Linked DNA regions of Homo sapiens: all the other regions are linked to region 2. Evidence: chromatin contacts called from ENCODE Hi-C or POLR2A ChIA-PET data. All regions are on one chromosome and are shown on one strand. Each heading gives the region's core, a stretch centred on a gene start or an enhancer-like site at or near the end of the contact. The rest is flanking DNA. Distances are from core to core; before and after follow the strand shown.

What was found. Hi-C counts contacts between places; a loop is a spot of excess contacts on that map. ChIA-PET counts read pairs that join two places held with the same protein, here RNA polymerase II (POLR2A). Pooled maps may share reads with other maps.
Region 1: a loop to region 2 is called in a map with no recorded cell type, with 7 times the contacts of the local background. The contact joins two enhancer-like sites. A Hi-C loop is called at or near these places in 1 of 37 single-sample maps with no recorded cell type and 4 of 50 pooled maps. POLR2A ChIA-PET finds 5 or more read pairs at or near these places in 1 of 52 experiments (MCF 10A).
Region 3: a loop to region 2 is called in a pooled map, with 8 times the contacts of the local background. The contact joins the promoter of DSCR8 here to the enhancer-like site in region 2. A Hi-C loop is called at or near these places in 1 of 37 single-sample maps with no recorded cell type and 9 of 50 pooled maps.

The regions. Positions count from the first base shown.
Region 1 is chr21:37,708,931-37,712,485 of GRCh38, reverse strand. The region is part of intron 3 of KCNJ6 (potassium inwardly rectifying channel subfamily J member 6); the gene reads left to right. KCNJ6-AS1 (KCNJ6 antisense RNA 1) reads right to left here. Exons shown (of 8, transcript NR_183540.1): 3 at 2,043-2,172. Among named protein-coding and RNA genes, the nearest start is that of KCNJ6-AS1, 190 kb to the right of the region's middle. RefSeq lists a silencer at 104-153. Within about 2 kb of position 1,390, at least 4 of the 41 ENCODE cell types and tissues checked have a DNase peak (open chromatin) inside an H3K27ac peak, as active enhancers do.
Region 2 is chr21:37,166,870-37,170,307 of GRCh38, reverse strand. It overlaps TTC3 (tetratricopeptide repeat domain 3), which reads right to left. Exons shown (of 46, transcript NM_001330683.2): 34 at 2,688-2,753. Among named protein-coding and RNA genes, the nearest start is that of TTC3-AS1, 25 kb to the left of the region's middle. Within about 2 kb of position 1,392, at least 2 of the 41 ENCODE cell types and tissues checked have a DNase peak (open chromatin) inside an H3K27ac peak, as active enhancers do.
Region 3 is chr21:38,120,041-38,123,688 of GRCh38, reverse strand. DSCR8 (Down syndrome critical region 8) reads right to left here and starts at 2,238. Exons shown (of 3, transcript NR_026842.1): 1 at 2,088-2,238; 2 at 1,278-1,377. It overlaps DSCR4 (Down syndrome critical region 4), which reads left to right and starts at 2,329. Exons shown (of 3, transcript NR_147130.1): 1 at 2,329-2,561; 2 at 3,281-3,382.

The sequences.
Region 1 (3,555 bases), core at 141-2,640, 540 kb before region 2:
AGAAAGGGAGGAGGGAGAGAGGAGGAGGGGAGGCTGGGGAGGAGGGAGGAAAGAGAAATAATTCAAACAGGGAGCTGTCACTTTCCTACAGACCAGAAACTTCCCCAACCTCAGCTGAGCACAGGGACTCTGGATCCCCCTAGCGGCCACAGAGCTACAGCCTCTGACACTATGAACTGACCACTCAGGATGCAGTTTTTCTTTTCCCTTTTCACCATAAATTCCCCCAAGAGGACATGAGAGAGGGCAGTGTCTCCAAGCTCAAGAAGCAAAAACCACTGGAGACGTACCCTCTGGTTACTGATGCTAGTCTGAGCTTTAAATTGTGGGAGTTAAGCTTTGTGTTCCCTCAAACCAGAGCCCAATCTCTGTAAAATAAATGAATCTGGAATAAGCAAATTATCTTTGTGATGTCCCTGAGTCAGAATTCTCCCTGGGGCAGGCCCTGGCTTTCTGATGACAGCTGGTAATGAGTGAGCCTTTCCAAAGGGAGGAATATGGTTTTCTTGGTAATTAACAGTGATACTTGCCTCTGAGCACCCTATGGCCTTTCTACAGCTTTCATAGAGAAATCTGAGTAATTACCAGCAAAATCAATCCAAACGCTCACCCCATCCCTGGGAAAAGGCAACTGCTACTCATTTTCTTTTAAAAAATAGTCTTCTAATTTCTAGACTTGGGGGGGGGGTTCTAGAAAGTTCTGGAGGTGTCTGGAAACTGGAAGTGTCTTGGTCTTTTCCTCAGGGGAATCATACAACTCAGTACCCCCAGCACAGCTGCTCTCTTACGCTTCAGCAGGATACTGTTTCTTTGTGAATGAAAAGCTCAATTAGGATTTATGGGCATTAAACAGGCCCTTAGGGGAGAAAAATGCTTCAATCTCTCAAAACCACAGGAAAAAAAAATGTGGACCAAATGCACACTCGAGGAAAACAAATTCACAGGGATCTAATTATTCATTGTAGTGCTGGACTGGAAATCAGGAGCCGTGATAATAGCAAGCTGACACAAAACAGCTTCCCCTGCGCTCATCACTTCTTTCAACAATGTCGCAGTTGACCTTAACCTGCTGTGCTCAGTGGTCTCCACGAGCAGGCCTCTTCCAGGGAGGAGGGAAGGCCCACATGGCCACCTTCACGCGGTGCCCTCTTCCCTGTTAGGAAGCAGGCATCCTGGGCACAGGATGATCCCAGCGTGGTGTTTTCCGGAGACCGGAGTTGTCCCACAGGAGGCCACCTGGGTCCTTCCGTCTGCTGGGAGCTCAGGCCCGGTGCAGGCGAGTGGTGCTCTGTGGATGCACTGCCTTCCAATGCCAGCCGCATTGCAGGGTCAGGTTCCATTTTTAGAAAACGAAAGTGGGCTCCTTGAAGGCTGGAAGCGAGCCCCCCTTTCATGGCCTTGAAGGGACTGCACAAAAGACAGACCCATGCCCACGCAGAACAGCCCCGAGTCCTTTGTGAATGGCTTTGGCCTGGTCCCGCCTGAAGTCAGGAGGGACATGCCAGGCGACCTTTCAAGAACCTTCCAGTCATGTGGTTCTATTTTTGAAAATGAATCAAACCCTGGAAAATTCTGACACCAGCCACTCAGACATCTAGGAGTTGGCTGTGTCTCATCTGCAGATATATTTTTAAAGGGGGCCGTTTATGTTCCTGACACATGGGCGATTTTGAGATAGTGGTGTTTACAGAAGGTTTCATAGCTACGTAAACAAACGTGCTCAGCAGCTGTGGCCCATGTGTGTTAAAATAGTAAAGCATTCATATAGACTGTTATTTATAGAGGGCAAATGGGCCTCGAGGCAAGATGACAGCCACGCAGCGCTGGGCTTGCTGCCAGTCAGCCCCCACTACGGCCTTGCTGATTGACGAACTTCCACATTTACCCCCAGCGATTATACAACTGCGACAGGCAGCACTTGCCCACTCCTCGGCAAATGTGCTGGCAAGGATGAGTCCCCGTTAAGCCTTTTGGTTATTTTACACTTCTTTTGATGGAACCTATCAGACTTACACAAAAACAGACCCAGTAGTATCACTAACCTCTGTGTCCCCGTCATTCTGCTCCAGTGATTATCAATTCAGGGTCAAACTTGCTTCCTCTGTATCCCCACTCATTGGCTGCCCACCAGAATCACATCATCCTCATCTGCAAATATTTCGGTATGTGCCCCTAAAAGATAAGGATTCTTTTAAAAACATAGCTATCATACCATTATGACACCTAAAATAATGACCAATAAATTAAGATCCAACATCTACCAAGTGTTCAAACTTCCAATCGTCTCTTACATGTCACTGTTTTTTATATTTACAATCAGCTTGTTTGAATCAGGATACAAATAAGGTTAACACATGGTGATTGGTTGAGATATCTTGTAAGCCTCTTAATCTATGACTTCTTCTTCCATCTGTTTTTTTTTCCAATAAGTTTTTCTTAAAGAAGATAACTTCTGAAAGATTTAAATACTGCATAGAACACTGGGGAGAGTGGAGGATGAAACACACCAGAGAACACTTTATAGACAAGGAGGCAAGGCCAATTAATCGGAAGTTGCCATCTGGGAGTTAACAAGGAGGACAGCCAGTGTTCACTGGAAATAGGTGAAGGCAACCCATCACCCATCCTTCACCACAGAAAAGCTCAGTTCTGTCACTAGTATAGTTATTCCCAGGCAGAGAATTTTAGTCACATAAATCACACCACAGATCATAAAATTTTTGAGTTGGAGGGAATCTTTGCCCATTTCACAGATGAAGAAATGGAACCTCAACAAGACCCGTGACTTGGCTAAGGTCAAATAGCCACTAGCAGGGCAGGACCTTGAAAGCCACAGCCACCAATGGTGTTGTCGGGCACTCTGTGTTCAGTGCCCTTTGCACCATGAGTGCTGCTGATTCATGATGATTCGGCAGAGAAATGCACCCAGAAAAGACACCTGATATTTCTTTTCTTTTCTTTTCTTTTTTTTGAGACAGGGTTTTGCTCTCGTTGCCCAGGCTGGAGTGCAGTGGCGTGATCTTGGCTCACTGCAACCTCCGCCTCCTGGGTTCAAACGATTCTCCTGCCTCAGCCTCCTGAGTAGCTGGGATTACAGGCATGCACCACCACCGCGCCCGGCTAATTTTGTAATTTTAGTAGAGATGGGGTTTCTCCGTGTTGGTCAGGCTGGTCTGGAACTCCCCACCTCAGGTGATCCACCCACCTTGGCCTCCCAAAGTGCTGGGATTACAGGTGTGAGCCACCGCGCCCAGTCAACAACTGATATTTCATGTGCAGATGACTGGTATTAATGTGCCCTCAATTCTTTTCTCTCACCATTAGTTCTTCCTTTCCTTTAAGGTTCTTCTGTTTCCAAATGTTATCAATTCATTTTTAAATTACGTAGACATTGACATGAATTTTAAACAACCATGTATCAGAATGAGATGTACCACAAAACAATTCTGAAATCAAAATTAAATAAGCATTGTCTACAAAAATACCCCTGGAAGAACATGATGTTCTGTCAGGTCTGATTTCCAGGCACATTTTTCTTTACTGTAATCAAAAATG
Region 2 (3,438 bases), core at 143-2,642:
CTTTGTGACAGATTGTTGATCTTTTCCTTACTGATTTATAGAAACTTTGTTGTTAAGGAAATTAGTTCTCTATCTGTTTCACACTGCACATAATTTTCCTTGTTTCTCTCCTGTGTTTTGATATGTGTATGTGTATGTATTTGTTGTCATACATATGCTATGCATATAGGATATACACATTACATGCATGTGTATATGAATATAAACATTCTTTTTTCCCATGCTGTTTACTGATCTTACAAAAAATTTTTCCCGTTTTTTTCCTGGATACTTTTATAGGTCCATTTTTTATGCTAAAATCTTTAATCTGCCTGGAACTTATTTTGGTATAAGGAATGAGGTAGGGACCAAGATTGATTTTTTCTAGATGGCAATCCATTTCTCCTATGTATTTAATAATCCAGTTTTTGCTCACTGATAATTTGCCATCTTCGGTTTTGTTTTTTGTTTTTTTTTTTTTGAGACAGAGTCTCGCACTGTCGCCCGGGCTAGAGTGCAGTGGCGCAATCTTGGCTCACTGCAACCTGTGCCTCCTGGGTTCAAGCGATTCTCCTGCCTCAGCCTCCCAAGTAGCTGGGGTTACAGGTGTCCACCACCACGGCCAGCTAATTTTTTTTAATTTTAGTAGAGATGGGGTTTACTATGTTGGCCAGCTGGTCTCAAACTCCTAACCTCGTGATCCACCCACCTCAGCCTCCCAAAGTGCTGGGATTACAGGCATGAGCCACCACACCCAGCCAATCTACCATCTTGATTGACTGACTGAGATGGAGTCTCACTCTGTCGCCCAGGCTGGAGTACACTGGCGTGATCTTGGCTCACTGCAACCTCCGCCTCCCAGGTTCAAGCAATTCTCCTACCTCAGCCTCCCAAGTAGCTGGGATTACAGGTAAGCTACCACACCTGGCTAATTTTTGTATTTTTAGTAGAGACGGGGTTTCAACATGTTGGCCAGGCACTCTCATATTAATGGTCTATGTATGTGGTAATATAGATAGATTTATATTGTGTTTTGATATTTAGTTGCACAACTCCTTTTCTTAGTTTCTCTTCCATACCCATTCTTGATGTTCATTTTTACATATGAAGTTTAAAATCAATTTGTCTAGTTTCAAATTAATCCTGTGCAGTAACCAGGCCTCTTGTTAGTCACAGCCTTGTATAGACCTCTCCTACCATGTATCAGGGTTGGTGGATTGATCTATGTGACCAAGAGAATGCGCAGAAGTGATAATTTGTGACTTCCTAAAGCACTGCCGCTTCTGCCTGGTATCACACACTCTGGGAAAAGCCAGCCCCATGAGGTCAAGCAGGGCTAGGTGGAGGTCCACAAGGCAAGGAACTGAAGCTTCCTGACAACTGCCAACATCCGCTTGCCAGCCATGTGAGTGAGCTATCTTGGAAGTAGAACCTCTGGGCCCAGTTACTCCCGCAGATGACCAAGCCCTGGTCAACATCTTGGCTAGCTACATGAGAATCTCCAGAAGCATCCAACTAAACTGCTCCTGAATGCCTGACTTAGCGAAATTGTGAGATTTCACAATTGTGAAATATTTTACTGTTTTAAGCCACTAGCTTTTGAGGTTGTTTGTTATATATACAGCAATATACATAACTAATTTGCCCTGTTCATGTATATACTGGGATTGTGTTAAATTTTAAAAAGCTTTAGGGAGAACCAATCTCATTATCATAATATGTGTTCTTATCCAAGTACATGAAATATCTTTTCATTTAAGGCTTCTATGTGTCTCTCCATAGCATTTAAAAATTTTTCTTTATATACATTTAAGTATTTTATCTCTTTTTTGGTATTGAAAATATTTTCTTTCAACATACTTTCTAACAGGTAATTGTTTATATATATTTTTATATACAAGTATAGGTTTATATAGGTTAGTGTAGGTTTTCAGTTGATCATTTTGGATTTTCCTGGTACACAGCCCTAGCCTCTGTAAATAATGATACTCACATCTCCTCTTTTCTATCTTCTTTCTTTCTCATATCTGCTTTCTCAGTTAATATACCCAGGATAACAATAAATATTAATGGTGATGTTTTACCATTAAGCAAGATGATGGCTTTTGGCTTAAAATATTAGCATGTTGAGAAATATTCATCAATTCCCATTTTCTTACTAGTTTTGGTCAAGACAGTGACCTGAATTTTATCCAATACCTTTACAGCAACTTTGAGTTGATAAGACAACTTTTCTCTTATGATGCATATTAACGAACTAAATTATATTAGTAGGTTTTCTAATTGAATCATTATTATAGTAGAGAAGGTCTTTATCTTTCTGTATTATTCGCATGAATAAGCTTACTTATAAATTATTATATGCTCATTATACCAGTTAAAACAATAAAGCTGGCCAGCCTGGATGACAGTGAGACCGTGTCTCAAAAATAATTAAAATAAAAATAAATAAAATTTTAAAAATAATAAAATAAAACAATAACGCTGTTATAATTTGAAATAAGTATGCTGGAAAAAAATTACCTTTTCCTTCCCTTCTCAAATTTCAACAATAAAAACAAAATCATTTTTTTGTTATGTTCTCAAGCTTATTCCATGATAACTTTGTGTGGAATAAGCTGACTCCAAAATAGTTCTAGTTCATCATTCCATCTAGATAAATTAATGAAAACTAAACCTTTAAACAGTTTAATGTAATTTTGACTCACTTGTCGTTCCTCAAAAGGATTATATGGCTCAGTATTGACTTCTTGGTGTATTATGTTCCAAGATACCTGTGGGCAAAACAAAAAATAAAATTCACTTTATCTCAATCGCTCTAGTAAAATAAGCCCATCAAGTAGTAACACTTTAAAACACACCCACAATTTTTTCAAGTTTTTTTTCCCATTTAGATCATGTTCCATGCTTTCCGTAAACATGTATATTAGGAAAGTTATTTAGAATTAGCATATCTGGAAATGATTATGATCCATTGCTCTTAACCTATTTTTTTCAAAGCTTCCTAGAAAACATAATGAGTGGGGCAATTCAATAAGGATTTAATGAATTCATACCCTATAAAGGCAACCATAGGAGAATCTTGATTTCATCTCTTCCTTGTTAGGAAAGAACTCATACACATCCCTCTTGTTTCTACCTGGCTGTCTCTTTTTAACATTCTCATTCCTCCCCTGGTTTGACAGGAGAAGCTGGGCCTGTGTAGGTCAGAGTCTTCCTTTTTCCTTCTCTTTCTGAGGAGCTGCCAGCACATTTTCCCTTCCTCCTTCATGCGCTAAGTCCTATGGGGCAGGCACCCCACGCTGGAAGGCCTCCAGGTGGGCCCTCCTGTAACTGGCAGGTAAGGCACTGTGATGCAGGCTACACTTCCAGCTAGCACTTGAACTTTCCTACAAACAGCCACCTTCTCCTCCAGCACCTTTATTAATTCTTAGGATGACGTTTTGGCTCCACCTGCTG
Region 3 (3,648 bases), core at 989-3,488, 950 kb before region 2:
CTTCACACAGGAATGTAGCCCCTGCCGACTTGTGGCCTTGAGAGCTCGAGCATCCGTACCTCAACCATTCTGTCCTCCTGCCCCAACTTCCTCTGTGCCTCCATGGGCCAATGGGAAGCCAGAGGGTAACAGAGCCCATGTGGGGCTGTTCGTAGAGGTCAGTGTTCTGGGGTTCAGAACATGGTGGGGAGGAGGGCAGGGAGTCTGAAGGGTCAGACACAGAATGTCAAAAACATCCTTATATGTGGTTTCATCTAGTGCTCTTAAACCAGACTCACTAACCTACTGTGTTTTAAAATACAGCTTGCCAAAGTCTGTGTTAATATTATTTAACTTTGATGTGTATCTGTGATGGTTAGTTTTGTGTGTCAACTTGACTGAGCCATGGGATACTCCTAACAGGTTGAATGTTATTTCTGGGTGTATCTGTGAAGGTGTTTCTGGAAGAGATCAGGATCTGAGTTGGTGGACTGATTAAAGCAGATGGCTCTCCTCAATGTGGCTGGGCCTCATCCAGTCCATCCAGGGTCAGAATAGAAGAAAAACGGAGAGGAAGGGAGGACTTTTTCTCTTTGCCTGATTGAGCTGGAATATTGATCTTCTGCCCTCTGTGCTTCTGGTTCTCAGGCCTTTAGACCTGGGCTGCAATCTATACCATCGGCCCTCCAGCTCTTAGGCCTTTGACTTTCATCAGCTTTCCTGGGTCTCCAGCTTGCAGAGAGCAGATCATGGGGCTTCTCAGCCTCCACAATCACATGAACCAGTACCTGATAATAAATTGGTTCTGGTTTTTCCAGAGAACCCTGATTAATATACTATCTGTGCATTCACTTAGGAGAAACAAAGTCATTAAATGTGAAAAAAAAAAAAGAACTGAGTCACTCAGAAGAATCATACTATAGTTGCCCATCATATATTATAAAGAACAAAGTATTCTAAATTATTTACGAATAAGAATTCTATAAAGAAAATGACTGATTATCTGCGCTTACACAAAATATTTCATGGAAATTTTATTACCGTGCTCTTTTTTTTTTTTAATTTAACCATCATTATGTTGTGCATTCATCATCTGGAGTTTTTAGTTGTTTAGAATTCCCTGTTGGCAGCCAAATTCCTGTCTGGGAAAATGTATGAGCCAGCCTTCATTTTCCACGATGACTTTCCAAGGAACCATTACAATTAAGAGAATGTAAGTTACTCATCTCCAATAACTGTACATGAAGCAATATTCCGAGGATTTGTTAACTGTCTTTGACAGGAGATCATCTACTCACAGTAGGTGCTTAACAAATGCCATCTTGAATGAATGAAGACCCTTTCTCACAGTAACAAAGTTGGGTCCAGGCTCCTTCATTTTTGCTCAGCAAGATGAAGCTAAGGAAACAGGAAATAAGTCATCAACCAAATCATAGTAACAAATCGTTCTATTCCATTCTCCATAATTCACCCTTCAGTCCAGGGGAACACTAACAATTGCCCCTCCAGATACAAAGAAATTGCCTCCTCTGAAGACAGCTGCCTCACCTAAGGCCACATTTCCTTCCAGGTTGCCCCACTTCCAATGAGTCACTGATTGGCAATCCATAAAGGTCAGCTCTCTTGCCTCAACTCAGCATACCTCTGACAGATCGTCCCATCTTCCCGTCTCCCTTGAGGTTTGACTGGGGTTGCTGCTGACCCAGTGATATAGGAGTTAAGAAGAAAGTACTTAGGCAGATAGTGAAGGTATGGGAGTCCTCAGTAAGGTCTTCCTTTTAATGAAAAGCAGCCCCCAAATCATTTTCTTTTCTAACAAAAAGCAACCTGGAAAATCGAGCTGCAGACACAGACAAGCAAGCTGAAAGCTTGCACAGGCAAATACCGGCAGTTGTGCCAATAAAAATATACTACCTGGGGCCGGCGCTGTGGCTCACGCCTGTAATCCCAGCTACTCAGGAGGCTGAGGCAGGAGAATCGCCTGAACTTAGGAGGCGGAGGCTGTGGTGAGCCAAGATGGCGCCATTGCACTCCAGCCTGGGCAACAAGAGCGAAACTCCGACTCAAAAAGCGACAACAGCAGCAACAACAACAACAAAAAACACTACCTGGGATTAGGCATGTTCTAAATGGCAGCTCCATCTTCTCTTTTTGCCACCCATGTTTACAGAAACGAGTGGACAAGACGGCCCCTGCCAAGTGGGAAGCCTATTTGCATAACAAGATTAGGGTGGGGTGACCAGCCTTCCCTGCGCGCTACGTAAACGTCACCCCTGGTCGAACCAATCTCTGGGCTCCACGTAAATCAGACACCGCCTCCTCAAGCCTGCCCGTAAAACCTGCTGCCGTCAGTCACGGGCCAGCCTTTCCCTTAAGGATGTCTGAGAGCTGGTCTCCTCACTCTTTTCTTCCGCCTATTAAACTTTCCGCTTCTTAACTCACCCATGTGTGTCCATGTCGTTAATCATCTTGACGAGAGATGATGAACCCCGGATATTTACCCCAGACAGTGATGCCGCTTCACCAGCATTGCACTCTACTTCCCCGCTTCCTGATCCTGCCTCAGCTTCTCCTCTCCACAGGTATTGATCCCAAGAACAACCCGTAAGAAATGTCCTGCACGCTAATCTCCATCTCAGAGTCAGCTTCCCAGGGAATCCAGCAATTACGAAGCATTCAGCTTAATTTTGTTGATTGCTTTATGATTTTGTGTGTGTGTGTGTGTTTTAATGTTGAAATGTAACATATATTCAAAAGTGTGGATAAAGTCTCCATGACGATTAGTTTCCTGTGTCATCATGGGGGCCAGGCTTTAGTGCCTTTTTTTTTTTTTTTTTTTTTTTTTTTTTGTGGTGAGACAGAGTTTTGCTCTTGTCACCCAGACTGGAATGCAGTGGCGCGATCTCGGTTCACTACAACCTCCTGGGTTCAAGTGATTCTCCTGCTTCAGCCTCCCAAGTAGCTGGGATTACAGGTGCCCGCCACCAAGCCAGGCTAATTTTTGTATTTTTAGTACGGATGGGGTTTCACCATGTTGGCCAGGCTGGTCTTGAACTCCTGACCTCAAGTGATCTTCCTGCCTCGGCCTCCCAAAGTGCTGGGATTACAGGCGTGAGCCACTGCACCCGGCCTTTACTGCCCATTTATTTAATCAAACACTAATCTAGGTAGTGCTGCAAAGGTATTTTGTAGATGTAGTTAACATCTACAATCAGTTGGCTTTACATAAATCTTACTTTTCATACTGTGAATGGGCCTTATACAATCAGAAGCCTTAAGAGCAAAAACTGAATTTTCCTAGAGAAGAAAAAATTCTGCCTAAAGTCTGCAACATCGTTTCCTGCCTGAGTTTCAGCCTGCCAGCTTCTCCTACGGATTCTGGACTTGCCAGCCCCACAATCATGTAAGCCAATATGCTAAAATAAATTTCTTAATATAATTCTTAATGTATATATCCTTTTGATTCTGTTTTTCTGGAGAAATCTGGCTTATACAGGCTCTTAACATGATTGTTTATCTGTCAATTTTTATTTTATGGCTATGTTATTAGGTATAAACAAATTTACGATTATTTCATATTAAACCTGAAACGTTGATTATTCTGAAACGAGCCAGTCTTTGCTTTGGTTTTGTAACTTTTGCTTTGCATAGTAGTTTTACCATCCCTTA